Regions from separate parts of the Homo sapiens genome. Here region 1 is linked to region 2. A link is a contact called in ENCODE Hi-C or POLR2A ChIA-PET data. All regions are on one chromosome and are shown on one strand. Each heading gives the region's core, a stretch centred on a gene start or an enhancer-like site at or near the end of the contact. The rest is flanking DNA. Distances are from core to core; before and after follow the strand shown.

Region 1 (6,651 bases), core at 1,038-3,537, 38 kb before region 2:
CAGAAAAATATCTAACATATTTTAAATTTCAACTAAGTTTAGATGAATTAACAGGAATATGTTATTTTTCATAAAAGATTTATACTATTTCATCTGGCCAAATTTCTTAAACCTTGAGTGAACAAAGAAGAAGAATTTCCCCTGGTTACTTATTTAATGGCATGAGATGAATTCAAAAGGGGATTGATTTTAGTAGAAAATACAGATGATTTTGATTGGCTAATAAATTGAATAAGATGCTAACTTCCACATAGTAAGAAAAATCAGACAAGAAATGTGTGTCTTCTGGGAGACATAGACATTCATAACACATTCAAACAGCTAGTTAATTTGTGTTGTTTAATCAGATATCAGCAACTAACAAAGAGTGACTAAATAAGACTTATATGCCATTTCTAGAAACCTCACATTCAGAGTGGTTTTCAGGATTGAATAAATTAGGACATTACACTGACCCAGAGCTTTGGCACCCAGGAAATCACTCAGTTGTTAAAAACAAATCCTGCTACTCGAATGTTCTTACCACATTGTCATCAAATCAAAGCAGTAGGGACAGCCACTTTGATTTTCTGCCAAGACCCTCAATCTGTACATTGTCCTTTTGTCATTTCTTGTTCCTCTGGAGGATGGCCTTGATGTTCTTTGAAACATTATTTCATTTGTACATGAGCGTCTCCAAGGAACGCCCAGCATGATTTGTCCTGGCACTGTGGCCTCTTGTAGACAGCCCTGGAATCTATACCTGCTGTTGAGTCTGTCTGGGCTGACTCTAGGAGATCTACAATCAAAAGCCAGCTCTTAAGTCTGATGATTCAGTCACAAAGAAGTGTCTCAGCAAAACAAATACATTTTTAAAAATCCAAAATGTACTGAAAATATTATACTTTGATGGTCACTTTAGTTTGCTTCTAGATTAACCTCATGGGTATCTGAAACTGACCTGCCTGACATGTGTACTTTTTAGCTGAATATTAACTGGACAAGAAAGCTGTAATTAGCATCTTGAATTAGAAAAAAACTTCAAATCCTGTCAAGGCACGTACTTAATGACACCATTTTAGACAGAGTCATTTATCAAACTAGACCAGGCAAATGTTGGTCTTGTCACCCTGAATACCTGGATTCAAAGGCAAATTAAGAGCCTAAGTCATTCACTGTCATTCAGAAGTAATTAGGAAGAACCTAATTTTAAAAAAGAAAGAAAGAAATTGGGGCTGGATGGTGGCTCACACGTGTAATCCCTGCACTTGGGGAGGCTCAGGCAGGATTATTTGAACCAGGAGATACCGGTGTCAGGAAAGCAAAACCCAGCATTTTGGGAGGCTCAGGCAGGATTGTTTGAAACCAACTTGGGCAGCATAGCAAGACCCTGTCTTTAAAAAAAATAATAAAATAAAAAAATTAGCCAGGCTTCATGATGCCCACCTGTAGTCCCAGCTACTTGGGAGGCTGAGATGGGAGGATCATTCGAGCACAGGAGTTTGAGGCTGCAATGAGTTATGATAGTGCCACTCTACTCTAGCCTGGGCAACAGAGTGACACCCTGTCTGAGAAAGAAGAGAGAGAGAGAGAGACAGAGACAGAGACAGAGGAAGAGGAAGGGAGGGAGGAAGGAAAGGAAGGGAGGAAGGAAGGAAAGGAAGGGAGGAAGGAAGGAAAGGAAGGGAGGGGAAAGGAAAGGAAGGGAAGGAAGGAAAGGAAGGAAAAGAAACAAACAAAGGAAAGAAAGGAAGAAAAGAAAAGAAGGGAGGAAGGAAGGAAAGGAAGGGAGGGGAAAGGAAAGGAAGGGAAGGAAGGAAAGGAAGGAAAAGAAACAAACAAAGGAAAGAAAGGAAGAAAAGAAAAGAAGGGAGGAAGGAAGGAAAGGAAGGGAGGGGAAAGGAAAGGAAGGGAAGGAAGGAAAGGAAACAAAGGAAGAAAAGAAAAGAAGGAAGGAAGGAAGAAAGGAAGGGAGGGAGGGAGGGAGGGAGGGAAATGGGGGCATTATTGTAAAATCTGATTAGGTAAAATCTTTGCATCTGGTTTTGTTATAAAAGTATAACCTTGAAAAATCGTGACCAGAAAAGCTTTCAGTCTGAGTTTGAAGAAAGGCAAAATACCTTAAGGTCCTATTTTAGTGAATTATTGTGTAAGATAGTGATTTGTTGCTTCAGTGTGGAGTTTTGTTAATTTTTTAGTCTGGAAAGGAATATTGCAAAATAATGTGGGAAAGCTAAAAATATAGCCAACAGAGATAGAGCATGTGTGCTATCATGAGCTCTGGAGAAATGAAGGGGTGGGGCCACAATTGCAAAATATTGTTTTCCCAACTGATTTCCTAATGAGTCAGTTATATTTGCCTTTAGGGGAACCTGTATTAACTTAAAATAGCTGCATGGGGAAAAAAAAAGAAGAAATGACTAAAAATCATTAGAGTCACACAGACTTAAGTGTTCTTGCTTTCCCTTCATTTTCCTTTATTATTGCTCAGCACCAGACATACCACAAAGGCCACCCAGCAATTCACATTGTTTCCATTTGTAGCCATGGAATTCAAAGATAGTGGCCCTAGAGACTATTTCTGTGTACAGGTATGCTTGAAAAGACTAATGTGTGATCCAGCAGTCCTCTTCTCCCTGAATGCTATGATCTTTCTAGATGGAGTCAAAAGAGGACACTCAATATTAGAGTTCTTTGAACCATTTAACTGTCTTTGGATAGTTCTGTTCAGATTCATTTCTGAAGAATCACTGAGACTTCATGTCATGTCCATCAACTAAGAGCTGACATTTGATTCTTATTACTATTTAACATGTATTAAGTATCTCATATGAGACAGACACTGTGTAGATGATATAAAACATAGCTGTCAAAGTCAAGAGATGAAAAATTAATTTTGTATGACAGTGTTAACTTTTCATAGATTGTACTTGATAAGCAAAAATCTCAACATAAAATAGTACACAGCTTAAGAGGCATAGTTTGTGTTAACCTTGATTTATATATAATTATATATAATTAAATATATAATTATATAATTAAATATAATTAAATATATAATTATATATAATTATATATAATTAAATATATAATTATATATAATTAAACATATAATTATATATAATTATATATAATTAAACATATAATTAAATATAATTATATATAATTATATATAATTATATATAATTAATTAAATATAATTAATTATATATAATAAATATATAATTAAATATAATTAATTATATATAATAAATATATAATTAAATATAATTAATTATATATAATAAATATATAATTAAATATAATTAATTATATATAATAAATATATAATTAAATATAATTAATTATATATAATAAATATATAATTAAATATAATTAATTATATATAATAAATATATAATTAAATATAATTAATTATATATAATAAATATATATAATTAAATATATATATTTAATTCCATAATCTCACAGTCATTTAATTAAATATCACTGAATTCATATTTAGGTAGTTTATAAAAACTTTCACAGGTATTTCATCACTCAACAATGTTAAACATTTTACATATACATATTTTTGTTTAAAAAATAAAATGCTGGCCGGGCGCGGTGGCTCACGCCTGTAATCCCAGCACTTTGGGAGGCCGAGGCGGGTGGATCATGAGGTCAGGAGATCGAGACCATCCTGGCTAACAAGGTGAAACCCCGTCTCTACTAAAAATACAAAAAATTAGCCGGGCGCGGTGGCGGGCGCCTGTAGTCCCAGCTACTCGGGAGGCTGAGGCAGGAGAATGGCGTGAACCCGGGAAGTGAGCCGAGATTGCGCCACTGCAGTCCGCAGTCCGGCCTGGGCGACAGAGCGAGACTCCGTCTCAAAAAAAAATAAAAATAAAAATAAATAAAAAAATAAAAAAAATAAAATGCTGCATTTATCTAGCTAGTGATTATTAAAGAAACCTTTTTTTATTTTTTAAAATCTTATTTTAAAACAGTCAATTATTGAAATTATTCATGGATTTTGAATAATTACAAACACAATTGTGACTGTAATAAAATTATTTATATCATTAAAAACTAATATTAAATGTTGGCTGGTTAATACACAACAAAGGGCCTTAATGGTGTCTTTATGACTTGAACTCAAATGACCATTGCTGAATCTGTTCTGCACTTAACAGCCATATGTCCCCTGGTAAACAGTAACCTCTCCAAACCTCATTTGTCCAAGGTATAAAGTAGGTGCAATAATATCTGCCCTACTTTCTCCACTAGGTGTAATGAAGCTCAATAGATACAATGTGTATTAAAACACAGCTAAATCTCTATACACTCAATAGTTGCTGCTGTTTTGTTATGCAAATAAAGAGACATCTAGCTTTGGGGGAGCCTCCTTCTTTTACTCAGAAAATTGTTTTACAACCCCTACAAAAAAAGGAAAATAAAAAATAGCAATTGTAGGTCTTACAGTTGAGAAAATTTTACTAATGTAACTCATTATAATCTTCAATAGCATGTTCAAACTGTTTAATACTTCTTTACATAATTTAAAAGAAAGGGAAAAACAAAATAAATTTTAAAATATTTCCCATTTTAGGTAAAGCTCCAATGGAATCAATCATTACAGATGCAGAGAATATGCCTAAGAATTTTTTAATATGCTACTTGATATGCAAAAATGAAACTCTCTGAGACAGCATGTTGTCAAGCATCATTTAGTTTGGGAGGACTTTAAATGAATATTACAAAAAGAAGACTGGTCCTTTTTCCCTGAATGCAAAATACTTTCACTTACAGTTTAAAATATTTTAGCCATAATGGTGATATGATTTTAGTAGTATAGTTTTACTCTTTTGAAATTAAACAAATAAAGTTAAACAAAAGCTTTTAATAGTTTCAAGTTTATTTATTTTGTCTCCAAAAAGCTTTCCTATGTAAGACAATTATTTCCAAAGAATGAATTAAGAATAAATAGCTTTTCAAAAAAAGAATGATTCCCCCAGTTTATCACGTAATAAAATCTATTACCCCTGAAATCATTTCACTTAATTCTCACTTGCTCTTATATCCCATGCTCTATTCTGCTGAGTGAAATTTAATAAATCTCTCAGTTCAGGATTAAATTTTACTGTTTTATGAACTGTTAAATTACATTGTATTCTTATTAAAACTGGTGTTCTTTCACTCATAGACACATTCCCAACTGTACCCTGGGGCACAATTAAACAAACAGCAGAGATTTTGCTTTCAACATTGGAGTATCTTCCAACAGGGAGCAATGGATGAACACCAGCAAGTTATTTAACTATAAACAATGTGCACTTAATAATCCACATATGCTTTGAATTACATAAACTATATTTTAAGGAGGATAATATATCAAATGGATAATAATCCCCACATCATGCATTCTGGCTTAGTTATAGCAAGATAAGTACTGAAATACACTGAAAAAAATATTAAAATGCTTTAACTCATCATTTATACACTATACTTTATACTCAACCTACCTTCATTCATTTATTTATTTAATTTTTAATTTATTTTAAGGCAGGGCCTCATTCTGTTGCCCAGGCTAGAGTGCAGTGGTACAATCTTGGCTCAATGCAACCTCCCTCTCCCAGGCTCAAGCAACCCTCCCACCTCAGCCTCCCAAGTAGCTGGGACTAGAGGTGCTCACCATCACACCAGGCTAGTATTTTTTGTAAAGTTGGGATTTCACCATGTTGTCCATGCTGGTCTCAAAATTCCTGGACTCAAGCAATCTTCCTGCCTCAGCCTCCCAAAGTGCTGGTATTGTAGGCTTGTGCCATTGCACCCAGTTGTGATTATTTCTTAATGCCAAAAATAAAGCTAGCATTTATAATTCAGATATCAATTCTAAGCAGAAAAAAACTACTAAAATGGACAGACTGAAGTAAGTAAAAGACAAAACATTAGAGAAATTGCTTTTTTAAAAGAAATGAAGAAAATGTTATTTTCCATTTGCAGACCACTAGGGTAGACTTTTCAAACTGTACCTGGAAGGATCTCAATTCCATTAACACAGGATCTCCATGCCTGGATTTATGAAAGAGAGGCCTTAGTAACTCAGTTTGTGAAATTACTCATGTAGGAAGCCAGACTTTATTGTTTGAAGCTGGACTCTATGTCCTTAGGCGAATCGCTCATCCCCTTTGAACCTCAGTATACCAATCTATGAAATAGAATGATAATTGTATTTATCTCATCTGCATGTTGAGAAAAGAAGTTAAATGTATTCCCACTGTAAACTTTTAAATGAAATAATGCATGTAGAGTGCTTCACTAGACTAAACATCCAGGAAAACATAGTTATTATTATCACTATGTATAATTGTCCAATTTTGTTTACATTTTAATAATTTAACATATTCATGATTTTTCTTCCTTACTATATTGTTTTCCATGAAGAACTGAACTTTTAAATTTAAACTGAACTTAAAAATTTAAATACATTAGGTACTGTATAAATATTAATTGATTTATTTGTAAAATGGTTGCCTAAACCCCAATCCTCATGTTTAAAAATATTTTTCTTTTGATAGATAATGTAACAAGTGGCTCTAATATTCACCAGTTCAAAGGCCACAAAGCATAATAATCCAATAATATAATATCAATGAGAGGGCATATATTTTCTTTTCTCATTCCATGCTA
Region 2 (6,707 bases), core at 1,183-3,682:
ACAGATATACAAGGCAAATACAGATGGTTAAATTATCGTTTCCTGAGAAATTTCCTAAACATTTGAATAATATCTTCTTCTACTATAAGACAATGTGAATTCAGATTCAGTGGAGGTAGTTTAGAGAAGATACTTCAGAAATTACAATAGAGAGGACTCTATAATTAACATTTTTGGAATCCCACAGAACTAAGATCACATAGCCTTCAAAATATATCGCAATCAATTACTAAAATGTTTTCCCAATGGTGTTGCTCTTGGGAAATCCAACTTTTTGGTAAAAGGTACAAGAACTAGGGAAAGAAATCAATAGCTGCAAAAGTTCACTTTGAAGGAACAGATTTGCTGAGTATAAGGGCAGCCACTTAATATATGAATGATTATTACCCGTGTAAAGCCATAAGCCCGGATCACTGTGGCAAAGTAACTAGTAGATTTATTGAATTCACAAAGTAAAAGAAAATAAAACTTTTATGAGAGTTTAATGTTGGAGGCAATGGGAACATAGCAGACACACTAACTTACAGAGAGCAATAAAGTGAAAAAGAGACAGAAAAGGCAGGTTCAGGTCACAGGAGTCCTTCAGTGAGATACCCATGGGGTAAGGAAATGTTAAACAGAGTGGAGAGAAGATGGAAAATGCTCATCATTTCAGCCCTCAAACCTCCTATTTCTCAGAACTCTTAGATTTTTCAGGCATATCACTTATTCTGTCACTGAATTAGGTGTTGTCTTAATCATTTAAAGTATTTATTCTCTCCCCAACCAGATACCAATTTCTAAATATTGGAATTGTGTCTGGACCATCTTTCATTAATGCCTCCTCACCTACCCAAATGCTCTTATGCACAGTTGATGAATCCCATAAATCTATTTTAAATAGTGAATAAAGACTGTACATAGGTGTCTATCAATAGTGGATGGAGTAAACAAAATGTGTTACATGTACACCATGGAATCCTAGATAGCCATGAAAAAGGACAAAATCATGTCCTTTGGAGCAACAGGATGCAGCTAGAGGTCATTATCCTAAGCAAATTTACTCAAAAACAGAAAACCGAGTACCACATGTTCTCACTTATAAGTGGGAGTTAAGCATTGGGTACACGTGGGCATAAAAATGGGCACGATCGATACAGGAAACTACCAGAAGGGGAAGAGAGGGAGGGACACAAGGGCTGAAAAACTACCTATTGGATACTATGTTTACTATCTGGGTGATGGGATAACGTAAACTCCACACCTTAGCATCACACAATATTCCCATATAACAAACCTGTCCATGTACCCCCTGAATCTAAAATAAAAGTTAAATTTTTTTTTTTATAAAGACTATACCTAAGGCAAGGGTGGACATATAACTTATCATTCAAACTGAGGTATTTTGAAAAGTGAAAGAGGGTATTATTAACTACTACCCTATGACAACCAGAAATGTCCAGGGCAAAACAGAACATATGATCTTCAACCTAAGATAAATATGGCTAGTCTACAACTTTCTTGAGAGAAGAGAAATTTCATAGAGTACATAAAATATACCACTGGTTATACAAATATATCTGTAACACTACACAATCTAAAATAAGAAAAAGATAACAAGAAGAGGTAAAGCAGAAAGGGTTTATCCCAACATATGTTAACATTATCTTTGAGAATTTCCTCCATAAGACATGACAATCAGTTAGAAAGAGAGAAATCTAAATTCTCCACTAGCTGTCTTATGTTGCCCAACAGTGAAGTCATATTTTGAATGTGTATCTATTTAGTCTTTATTATATAGATGCTATTAGCCTTCAAACATGTTTTATTAGACTTCACTTACTATTTATTCATTAACCAGTTTAGTTGTTAGATTCTTCAGCTGTGAAAAGAAGGGATTAACTAACTGATCAATAAGGTTCCTTCCAATCCTAAAATTATAGTCCTATAATTATAGGTATTGCAGTGTAGTGCAAAATGTATCTTACAGCCATGGAGGAAGGCAGCTGAAAGGTATTTCTCAGATAAACATATGTTCCAGTTTCTAGTAATTGGCTGACTCAAAAAATGTTGCAAGGTATTTTGCAATCTACTATTATTTTTGAGATTTCTAATTTTCTTTTATTTTTAAATCTTAGATGCTACAGTGGAAAACTTGTCATTTTGCCACTATGACTCATAGTTGTACAATGTCTATAATGGAATGGATAAACACTGTCTTTTAGTTGTCCATATATGAACATTTTACTTTTGCAGTTTATATAGATTTATTTTTTGTGAAACACTATGCCTGGAGAAAAAAAAGATAAATCTTTGACATGAGTCACTTTTTATCAACCCTGGCCATGGAGAAATTACTTGTTATCCTTTGCATTTGAAGACGACAATACTGACTCACTCAAAGTAGTGCATATGCTTTGAATTCTTTTTTCTAAAAGTGAGCATGGACTCTAACTACTCATTCTTTCTGTCTCACCTACTCCAGGCATGACTAAGCACAACTTTCTATAAGATGTCTGGTATCAGAATGCAATTTCTAAATATGATGTTTTTAAAATGGGCAGATGTATCCCTGATAAGAAGGATTGGACCCTTAAAAGGACTGGCAGTAAAAATGACAGCATCCTCTCCCAGATTATTCCATGCTGATCACATCTTAAATCCTTTGCTTTTGCATCTTATTTGTTTCTTCTGTCAGCTTTGGCCCCAGACTTCCTTGGATTCTGACTCTGGTTCCACCATCTTACATATTTCCTTAGACTAGGAATTAGACATTTATCTCCTCCCCACCATCTCATAATATTTTATTCCTTTGGTCCTCATCTTGCCTAACAAAAACACATTTCAAAACTGGGTTTCACAGTTGGCATCCATCCCTCTTTGTATACAGTCCAGATACACTGTCTGGTTGAGAAGAAGGTGAAGCCTTATAAAATGGAACTAAAATGTAGTTTGAATCACTAATCTTGTGCTCATTAACACCATATATAAATTCCTGAGCTATGAGTTGTTATCAGATCTATTTACCGTATTTATACAAACAACCTCAATAGTAGTAAAAATTGTGAAAGACGTAAGTATAAACACAATTAGATCATGTAGATTCAAATGCACAGGTATTACTTGGATCTGAAAGTCAAAGGAAGATAAAGCCATCATAATTAGTACAATTCAATATAGCACTATAAGGTCAAATTACAGAAATTTTTTTGTTGTTGTTTGTTTGTTTTTAATGGACTACCTAATAGAAAGATTTAGTAGATATCAGTTCTAGCCTACTCCTGGTATAAGTAACCAATAAAATCTTTAGGTAATTACTAATCTCTTCATACCATAATTTTTCTCTCTTGAAAAGAAGAATATTGCTAATCACTATAAATCTTTCAGAAATGTTCAGGATGTAGTTGTGAATAATAACAATTATAAAACCACCATATGTAGTTCTCACTACTAGTATATTTAATGAAGTAGAAACATCACTTCATTACTCCTTCCCCCTTTAATGAGGTTATTAAAGCACAAATGGATTAAAGTATTTTTAGAGTTGACATAGATTTAACTTTCTTACAAAAATAAATCGGAAAAAAAGGCCTAAGTGAAAATATTGAGTTCCTTGAAAAGCATGAAACATATTGAAATTAAGAAGTAATTTCTTTTTTTTGTGAGAAGTAATTTCTTAAAGGCAAGTAAAATAAATGATATATACATGTAGTGAATTAAATAATATATGTGTTCCATGTAAGTATGTCAGAATTCCATAGGGTTAAGAAAAGTCAAAGGCATGAAATGCAAACAACAGAAAGACCAGAGAAAGTGGTATAGTTTTAAAAGAGGTAATAAAGAAAAATGAAATGTAGAACAACTTATTAAAGAAGAGAATATGCAGTAAAAATAAAAACATATTTATTATTTATTTATGTATTTTTCAGACAAGATCTTACTCTGTTGCCCAGGCTGCAGGGTGCACTTGGAGTGCACTGCAGGGTATTATGTATCCCTGGAGTGCAGGGGTACAATCATGGCTCATTGTAGCCTCTACCTCCCTGGGCTCAGGTGATCCTCCCATCTCAGCCTCCCAAGTAGCTGGGACTACAGGAACACACCACCACTCCCAGCTAATTTTTATTTTTATTTTTGTAGAGAACAGAGTCTCTCTATGTTGCCCAGTCTGGTTTCGAACTCCTGGGTTCAAGTGATCTGCCCATCTCGGCCTCCCAAAATGTTGGGATTGCAGGCTGAGTCACCCTACCTTGCTGAATACATTTTTATAGTTTACTTGCATGCTATTTGTTGCTGTAAAAACTGCCTTTTAGAATAGAAAAGAGACATCCACAAGTTCTGACAGCAAAAAGTGAAGCAACAATCAATAAACTAAACTGTCCTGAGTACCTATAGAAGAAGCTGCCTGATTAAAGGAATTGTAAAAATTATTAAAAATTTATCATTCTAAAAAACAAATGGACATATTAGATAGAACCACCTATCTGAATGGTTACATCCATACATTCAGTGTTGCTATGCTTAATCGCCAGCTTGCTTAATGATCAATCTCCCAAAACTTGGCATGAACTGTATTTTTAAGATGAAGGAACCTAGACATCAAAATAATGCATATCTGGCATAAAAAATGCAAATGCTAAGATTCTGGCCATAAAAATTTACAGTATTGTCTGAAAATAATTCTGAAAACAAAAAATTTCATCCAGCAATAAAATAAAGGTGAAGTACAGTTTTGCATTTTATTTTATTTTTTTAGTAGTTTGCAAATAAGTGAGTTTAACTAAAACTTTTTTTTTCCTTCTAGGACCTTTTAAATTTGTTTTACTGTAAGACTATTTGAAAATTGATATTTCCATACCTAAGCAAATCTTGGATGACTGAATCATTATTTGTCTTATTTTCAAAAGTACATAAAAATAGATGTGGTATGACAGAAAATGATGTTAGTAAATAAAGACAAATAGTCCAGAATGGACCAAGGTACTTTCAAGACCTATGGCAGAAATACCAGGAATTATTAATAGACAATACTACACTTACACATTTTAATTTAAATCTAAATTAATCAAAATTCTGTTTGATGAATATTTAAGAAGAAACAAATTAACTGCTATGCTTAAACAAATGGTGAAATGAGATAAGCATATTCAACATATATGGTATGAGAATATAGAACACATAAAAGATAAAGAAGAGAAAAAATAATTAATGGGAAAATGTTTTAAATGGTAAAAGTATATTGGCTATTTTATATCCAAATCACAGTTTGAACGGACAAACACATTTTTTATTTTTTTCTGACAGTGTGGGCTGGGTCTGTCTCATAATCATGTTGGATATACATTCAAAATGCAGTACCCTTTTTTGTAAGTTTGATACAGCTCCCTAGAGGATGAGTGACACAAACGAGGGGGTGCAGGGGAGAAAGAAAAAAAAACGAAATCATCCTGAACTACAATGAACATTCAATAAACACAAAAATAAGTATCTTTTTTTCTTAAAATGAATGAGTGAATCAATTGCATTTTTCTTTAATGCAATACTTGGTGTTTTTTCTCTCCTTTTCTCTTTCTCTCTCATCTTTTTTCTCTCTCTTTCTTTTTGAAAGAAAATGTATGACCTAAAAAATCTCAGAATACCTTGTGCTTCTTTGTGAAATGAAAATAAAGAGCAGCACCATCACCACAGTGGCTGTAGGAGGAGAGTCAATGGACTATTAAATGGGAAATCATCTGTTTTCAGATTTTACTTTGCCACCATTACTTCCCTCCAGTGAGCTGTTATCTGGCAGAGGGGGCCTTAATCGCCTCCTATGCTGGCAGAAAACCTTCATGCATTTAGCACAGCTATTCATATAATGTGCAATCACCTCCACACAAAAATTCCAAATAAAATATATGTTTTCCCAGCACAGCAGTGCCATTAGTGCATCTAACTGCCCACTGAACTCCAAAGTCCTAATGTTATTATATTCCAGCTTGTTGAAGGCTCATTATTTTATCTGAGCCTATTTGATGGTTCACAGATACTTAGTTAATTTTCCCTTTTTTTCTTTCTCCCATTGGGTGTTAGTCCCTTGGTGTAAGACATACAGAGACATAAGTAAATGACATAAAATCAAATATTACCACTAAGTCATGTATATAGTTTGGCTAGCAGTGAAAGTATATTTTGTTAACAACTCCTCTGCTCTAGCTGCTGTATAGTTAATGGTGAGAGAATATGAAAGCAAAACAGCAACCAATGGGCCTGCAGAAAATGTGCTTGCTACTTTCCCCAAACAGCTGCTATTTGATTCAGGAAATCTGCCATGCAACAAATTAAAAATGCCTAGGACAATTATGTATTCATCAAAAAAAAAAAAAAAAAAAAAAAAAAAAAAAAAAAAAACCCTTGCAGCCTGTTGCACATTTCAGAAAATACATTTAAATGGCTTCTTTATATTCAAATTTAAAACATCATATATATTGTTCTTTGAAAGTAGAGTAAGAAAACCTTGGATTTGAGAAAGAGAAGATGGAAATATTGAGATAAATATATGCTTTATATATCCTTAGGTTTATATTCTGCTTAATAATTGCAGAAACTTTTCTCCATTTGTATTTTCTTTACAGACACAATTGTGTTATTAGATAAATTGCACAATAAAGTGATGACTATTCAGAGCATGAAGATACCAAGTCAAGGTTGAAACCCTTGCTTGGTTGAGGATCACATGTCAGATTTGG

Evidence for each region. A loop is a pair of places that touch in the nucleus more often than their neighbours do. ChIA-PET counts read pairs that join two places held with the same protein, here RNA polymerase II (POLR2A).
Region 1: a map of MCF 10A shows a loop between it and region 2 (3-fold over the local background). The contact joins two enhancer-like sites. A Hi-C loop is called at or near these places in 1 of 168 maps with a recorded cell type or tissue (MCF 10A). POLR2A ChIA-PET finds 5 or more read pairs at or near these places in 1 of 52 experiments (OCI-LY7).

The regions. Positions count from the first base shown.
Region 1 is chr6:101,757,092-101,763,742 of GRCh38, reverse strand. All of the region lies in intron 7 of GRIK2 (glutamate ionotropic receptor kainate type subunit 2), which reads right to left. Among named protein-coding and RNA genes, the nearest start is that of GRIK2, 370 kb to the right of the region's middle. Within about 2 kb of position 2,287, at least 2 of the 41 ENCODE cell types and tissues checked have a DNase peak (open chromatin) inside an H3K27ac peak, as active enhancers do.
Region 2 is chr6:101,718,801-101,725,507 of GRCh38, reverse strand. The region is part of intron 7 of GRIK2 (glutamate ionotropic receptor kainate type subunit 2); the gene reads right to left. Among named protein-coding and RNA genes, the nearest start is that of GRIK2, 330 kb to the right of the region's middle. Within about 2 kb of position 2,432, at least 5 of the 41 ENCODE cell types and tissues checked have a DNase peak (open chromatin) inside an H3K27ac peak, as active enhancers do.